2 separate regions of the Homo sapiens genome follow, and region 1 is linked to region 2. Evidence: chromatin contacts called from ENCODE Hi-C data. All regions are on one chromosome and are shown on one strand. The core of a region is the stretch at or near the end of the contact, and the rest is flanking DNA. Distances in the headings are between cores, read along the strand shown. Region 1 has its middle 54 kb from the start of FRMD1. Region 2 holds the start of HGC6.3 (a long non-coding RNA gene).

Evidence for each region. A loop is a pair of places that touch in the nucleus more often than their neighbours do. Pooled maps may share reads with other maps.
Region 1: a loop to region 2 is called in a map of endothelial cell of umbilical vein, with 3 times the contacts of the local background. The contact joins the enhancer-like site here to the promoter of HGC6.3 in region 2. A Hi-C loop is called at or near these places in 2 of 168 maps with a recorded cell type or tissue (dorsolateral prefrontal cortex and endothelial cell of umbilical vein) and 1 of 50 pooled maps.

The regions. Positions count from the first base shown.
Region 1 is chr6:168,131,885-168,135,147 of GRCh38, reverse strand. No RefSeq gene overlaps it. Among named protein-coding and RNA genes, the nearest start is that of FRMD1, 54 kb to the right of the region's middle. Within about 2 kb of position 1,772, at least 8 of the 41 ENCODE cell types and tissues checked have a DNase peak (open chromatin) inside an H3K27ac peak, as active enhancers do; they include dorsolateral prefrontal cortex, where a contact is called at or near this core.
Region 2 is chr6:167,978,439-167,981,746 of GRCh38, reverse strand. HGC6.3 (a long non-coding RNA gene) reads left to right here and starts at 1,954. Exons shown (of 3, transcript NR_171011.1): 1 at 1,954-2,202. RefSeq lists enhancers at 1,597-2,172, 2,750-3,308.

The DNA.
Region 1 (3,263 bases), core at 523-3,022, 150 kb before region 2:
CATACACACCCAGGCTGGGCGGGCTTGACCCACTCACAGTTCTGGCCCAAAGTCAGAGAAGCAGGGACTCTCAGGCTCCAGCCCTGAGATCAGGCCCAGCAGGGGGCTGCACGGTCATCACAGGGACTGATGGGGCCTGCCTGACCACCAAGTGGCTGCATCTGACGACTGGACGTCCACGCTGGAGCACCTCCTTCCAATCACCCGCCACAGGGCTCCTCTTCTGCGCCAGCATGCACACCCTCCTGCACACCCTCCTGCACACCCTCCTGCCTCCCCTGCTCTCCTTTCTGTAGGGATTTCACTTGCCTCATCGGGAGGTGAGGAATGGAGGATGTGAGCATTCTTGCAGGGACTGCTTCTGGCAGGGGGGAGCACAGCTGCAGGACCTCGCACCAAGGCCACGGCCGGCCTCTGGTTAAAAGCAGTCTGTAAACCAATTTGGGTTCTCGCCTAACCCAAACTTCTCCAGGCTTTGCCAGTGTTTAGGAACAAACACGATCGTGTGAACAGCAATCATTAGAAATGCACCTGCCCTATCCCCAGCAGCTGCAAAGCCCTCCCCTGGGTGCTCCTGGGTCCTGGGAAGTGTGGAGAGAACACGTGCAGATCAGCCCTGCAGGTGCAGACACTTCTCCAATCCCTGTGGCCTCAACCCAGTGGCTGCAATATGCATCCCTCACTCGGTCTACGTACCAGCAGCTGCAGTGTCCACCCCTCACTTGGTCCACATCCCACGTCCCAGAGCCTCGTGGGGACACAGCTGCACATTGGCCTCTGTCCAGAGTGTGCAGGAAGAGAGGAGAGTGTCCGGTTGAGGGGCTCGGCCCCTGTGACACCCTAGAGAGGTACCTGAGGCTGTGCTCCACCACACTTTCCAGGGTTCAGGGCATTTTCTAGGATGGGACTTTGTGTCACCTTCAGCCCTCTTTGCTTAGCATCCCAGCCATGTGTCCAGAGGACAGATGGGGGCTGGATTTCCACCCAATGCCTACTGGTTCAGGGGCATCTGGTCTGAGACCTCAACGTGTCACTGAGTTCTCCAGGCACGTGATACTCAGCGGCCAGCAAGGGCTTCATGGACCCAGGGGCAGCTAGCAGGGCTGTGACACCGGGAGGAGGCCATGCCTTCAGGGACTCCAGCTCTGAGTAGCCAGGAGGAACATGCAGTGGACTCCTTCACGGATGCTGGTGCAGGAAGCAGAGCTGAGAACCAGCAGGTCAGCAGGGGACAGCTCCGACAGCACAGTGAACATGTGAAACAGAGAGTCACCATTGCAGGTTCATCCGCTCTGCCTGAGGACATGAGCACGTGTCCCCAGCAATAACGTCCACTGGACCCTAGACAGGCTTTCCCAGTATTCACTATCAGATGAGAGTGTGCAGGTTAGAGTTTGCCAGCAGAAGCTGTTCTACACAGTTGAGATTTGGTTCCTTTTTTTTTTTTTTTTTTTTTTTTTTTGACACAGGGTCTTGCTATGTCACCCAGGCAATTATTATTGGAAAATTACTCTTCCTGCGGAAAATGAAACTGCAGCTTGGGTTCCACAGCCTTCTTCCCGCGCTGCCTCCAGGTCTGGGTATCTGAGTCAGAAGAACAGCTTGGCCTGCAGACCTGACCCTCTCTTAGTTGCGTGTAGGCATCTGCAGGCTTATCCAGGGGGTCAGGGGGGCCCTGAGCCTTTGGCTTCCTAGCCAGCTCCGGACGGTGGTGCTGCCGGCAGGCCCAGCGGGCTGCGCTTTCCTGACTCAGCTGCTGGATGGCGGCCTGCAGTCTGTGAGCCGCGCCGGATTGACGGCCCTGCCAGTGAGCTCCATCTGACCCCACAGCTGCTTCTTTAACTCCTTCTTTTTCAGTGACCATGCAGTATTTACAAGGCACGTTCAGAGTTTATCTTTGAGACCAATTGCAAATCAGAGCGGTTATATTTTAAATGTTTTAATTAATTCTTCTAAAGTCCCTTTTCCTGAGTTACTGTCCGTATCAAGGCAGAAAGGCACCCCAGCTCGCCTGGAATCTCAGGCATCAGACAATGGTTCTGGGACAACCCAGTAAGTGGAGAAGCACCGAACAGCCACCAGATGGCAAAGTTGATTCGACGAACAGGACCGGGCACAGGGGCCGCCAGACAGGCGACGTGACCGGCACCCTGATGTGCGCCGCATTGCTCCTGCGGCCCGGGCAGGCGTCCGATCGCCTCGCATCCCACCAGTCGTCTTATCACCAGGCGGCTCCAATGTCTCTGAGGCAAGCAAGGGGTGATTCATACTGTGCAGCTTTCAGCAAATCCTCCCAGCTTGTTCCCAAGCCCTGAGTCCCGGCGTTGAAGTTTGAGAAACAGCCGCAAAGCAGGATGAAACGGTGCAGCCCATGGGCTGGACGCGCTGATCTTACGGGGATCAGCCACGACTGGAAAACACAGACGTGCTGTTTCTCCTCAACAGGAAGCCCGATTCTGGGGAGTGCCTACAGCCCCGAGTGGGGACAGCAGTTCCAGGCGGAAGGTGCAAAGTCGCCCTCTGTGATGCAAAAGCACTGAGGTCAAACCTTAGGATCCCAGCGCAGCTTGAGGTGAAGGTCCCTGTTCCCTTCCAGCCTTGAAAGGAGAAATTCCCAGGAAGACACAGGAAACGAGTTTGCATCTTACAGGAAAAGAAGCTGAGCCACCAACAGCCAACTCCTGCTACAGAATCCTGTATCCCTCATGCATCTTTACTGAGTGCCTGCTGTATGCCAGGCAGCTTTGGCAATGGGGTTACCGTGAGCAGAACAGCCCTGGTGCCCACCACTGGGGAAGGCGAGACAGCCCACAGGTAACTCCAGGTGTGGTCAGTTCTAGGAGACAGGATGCAGGGTCAAGGACACTGAGTGGGCCCTCCTCCAGCAGCCAGGTGACCTGAACTGCAGACCTGGGGACTCAGATCAGCTGGCTGAGAAGGAGGCAGGAAGAAGGCTTTCCAGGTGGGGGGATGGGAGAGCCAGACAGAGGCCAGTGCGGCCGGAGCTTAGCAGGCAGGGAGGAGAGCAGCAGGAGCAAGGCAGGCAGAGAGACAGGGCAGACAACTATCCCTTCCTCGGACACAGGAATCTCCTAACTTCTCTCCTCCAAACTCTTCCCCAACCCACTCCTGGCCTCAGCCCCCTGCCCACCTGAACCCGCTGCTATCAAGGTCACAGTGACCTTCTCATTACAGCAGAAGCCTCTCTGTCCACATCTATGTGACCTCTGGTTACCTTCCCACTTGCTGACCATCGGCTCCTC
Region 2 (3,308 bases), core at 705-3,204:
ACATGTGTGAGTGTGAATCTCTTTGTATTTATCCTACTTTTGGGATTCATTGAACTTCTTTGAGAGATTCACATTTTTAAGCAAATTTGGGAAGTTTTCAGCAATTATTTCTCTGAATGTTTTTCTGCCCCTTTATCTCTCTTCTCTCCTTTTGCTTTCATTATGCATATGCTGGGGGGCTTAAAGGGTTCACATATTTCTCTGAGGTTCTATTCCTTTTTTTCAATCTATTTTTATCTCCGTTTTTAAGATAACATAATTTCTACCAACCTATCTTAAAGTTTGCTGACTTTTCAGTTCAAATCTACTCATGAGCCCTGCCAGATGTTTTTTGGCATTTCAGTTATTTTCAGCTCCAGGATTATCATTAAAAAATAATTTCAATCTCTGTATTTTTTTTTATTTGATGAGACATTGTCATGGTTTCCCTCACTTCTATGAGCACAGTGTTGTTTAGTTTTTTGAACATGGCTGTAATGTCTGCTTTGAAGTCTCTGTCTACTCAACATCTAGGCCCTCCTGCTAGTCAGAGTCAAATTAAAAAAAAAATCTAGGCCCTCACAAGGCAGCTTTTGTTTCCTGTGTTTTCCTCATGTCTCATTTTCCTGTTTCTTTGAATGTCTTTGCATGTCTACATTTTTGTTGAAAATCGGATGTTTTAGGTAACAGTATACAAACTACATGCTGATTCCTCTCTTCCCTCTCTGTAGCTTGGTTTTGTTGTTTTGCTTATTTGTTGAGTCACTTGGCTAGACTATTTCAGTGAAGCTTATTTCCCCTGCAGTGTGAAGCCTCTGGGGTAGTTCCTTGGAGGACTCAGCCTTGGGCATGCACGCAGCCAGCCTGGGTTGTGGTGGTTTTGGTGGGGACACTGGCTATCTCTTTCCTTGATCCCTCTGTTAAGCTATCTACCTCATGCGGTATCATATCTACCTGTTAAGCTCCATTAATTACTAACTGATTGCTCTATGATTTTCAGTAATGACCTGGGCATACATTTCTTCAATGTCTGGTCCAATTAAACTGCAGCAGTGAACATTTTTTAAGGCCAGTCTCTGAGGTTTGTTTTAGCTCCAGGAGGGCTTTTTTTTTTTTTTTTTTTTTTGAGACTGAGTCTTGCTCTGTCACCAGGCTGGAGTGCAATGGCGCGATCTCAGCTCACTGCAACCTCTGCCTCCCGGGTTCGAATGGTTCTCCTGCCTCGGCCTCCCGAGTAGCTGGGACTACAGGTGTGTGCCACCACGCCCAACTAATTTTTATATTTTTAGTAGAGACGGGGTTTCACCATATTGGCCAGGATGGTCTCGATCTCTTGACCTCATGATCCACCCACCTCGGCCTCCCAAAGTGCTGGGATTACAGACGTGAGCCACCGCGCCCAGCCGAGGGCTCTTCTTAGTGTCACCTTGGTTCTCTCTAGCAACCTAGCAGGGCTATGAATTAGTTTGTTGATGATGTGCTGAATTGTGTCTCTACCCTCGAATTCGTATGTTGAAGTCCTAACCCCCAGCGTATTAGAACATGATTCTATTTGAAGATAGGCCCTTTAAAGAGGTGATTAAGTTAAAATGAGTCCATGGGGGTGGGCCGTATTCCAATGTGACTGGTGTCCTTACAAGAGGAGGAAATCTGGACACAGAGACACAAGGAATGAAAAAAGACCACGTGAGGACACAGTGAGAAGGGGGCCATTCACAGGCCAAGGAGAGAGGCCTCTGAGGCAACCAAACCTGCCAACGCCTTGAGCTCAGACGCTTCCGCCTCAGAACTGTGAGGGAGAAATTTCTGTTGTTTAAGCCCCCAGTCTGTGGTGCTTTGTTCTGGCAGCCCTCACAGACCAATTCATTGCTCCTAATTAAGAGGAACAATCATTTCAGAGCATGCCTTCAGGCTTGAATGTTTCCACGCTGTTTCCAATAAAGCCAGTTCCTTTGGGAAGAGCTTCAGAGCAACCTTTTCTTCCCTGTGGACTGCCCTGCTCTCTGGTCTTTTCAGTTTGCCTCTTTTTACGGAACTGCGTCCTACAGTGGAGCTGGGCACAGCAACTGGATCCCAGCCTTCTTAGCCCGCTGTTCTTGGGCTAGAGCCCCATCCGATGAGTAGGGACTGGCTGGAGGAAGGGGGCTGTCCGTCATGCTCACCAGGAATTTAGCCTCTTCAACTGGGTGCTGGGGTGAGAAATGCTGGCATCTGTCCCTCCTGGTGAGATAAGGGGACCCTCGGGTGGGAGCTGAGGGGAGAGCGAGCCCTGTCTCCTTGGCCACAACCACCAAGAGTGGGGCTTCTGTCAAGATGAGCTGGGGTGGGGGAAGGAGGGAGCCACAGATGATCATTATTCTTAGGGAGTTTCAGCAGACTTTCTTGAATAAATATTTGTCATCTGATTTTTGCTGTGAGGACTATGCTCTGATTTTTTTTTAACTCTTACTCAAATTCCTATCTAAGGGGTCTGGGGAGTCATGCCCTACAAATCATAAATTCTTATCAGATGGGTTTTATTTAACCCTATATATTGTGACTTGCTTTCCAAACCTGACTCGTGCATAACATTACGAGACAAGGAAGAAAGTCAAAATATTTTACCCCAAAAGCATGTTTCTTTGCCATATTTTGAAACGGTCCTGCAGAGCTGTCCGTTGTTGGGAGACGTGTACATCTGTAAAGAATCTCTGTTAACATGGCTAGATCTTTCTTCCAGGCCCTCCCAATCCTGAAGAAATGAACTAGAGTCTAGCACCTTTTAAAGATCTAAATAGGAAACATTTGTCACCTATTGTCTCCAAGGGCAGCCACTATGAGGCTTCAAAAGAACCTTGGTCTCCACAGTCTTTTATCTTAACCTGAACATTTCCTTTCTACTGATCCCAGGTCTTCGGAGAAACTCAACCAATTGTCAACCAGAAAGTGTTTACATTTACCTAGAGCCTGGAAGCCCTCCCCCTGCCCTTTGAGTTGTCCCGCTTTTCTGGGCAGAACCAATGTATTTCTTAAACGTATTTGATTGATGTCTCCTGCCTCTCTAAATTGTATAAAACCAAGTTGTGCCCCGGCCACCTTGGCACACGTTCTCAGGACCTTCTGAGGGCCGTGTTACAGGCTGTGGTCACTCATATTTGGCTCCGAATAAATCTCTTCAAATATTTTACAGAGTTTGACTCTTCGTTGACAGCTGTTCGCACAATTTCCATTAAAACCTGGGTGGTTTTCCCCATTTTGCGCGTTTTGCTCAGGTTTCCGGGGCTCCGGTCCCTGCCACCCCGGGTGTCCCCGGGCGGTGTTCTCCCTCCATGGCCATTACTGCGCTTGAA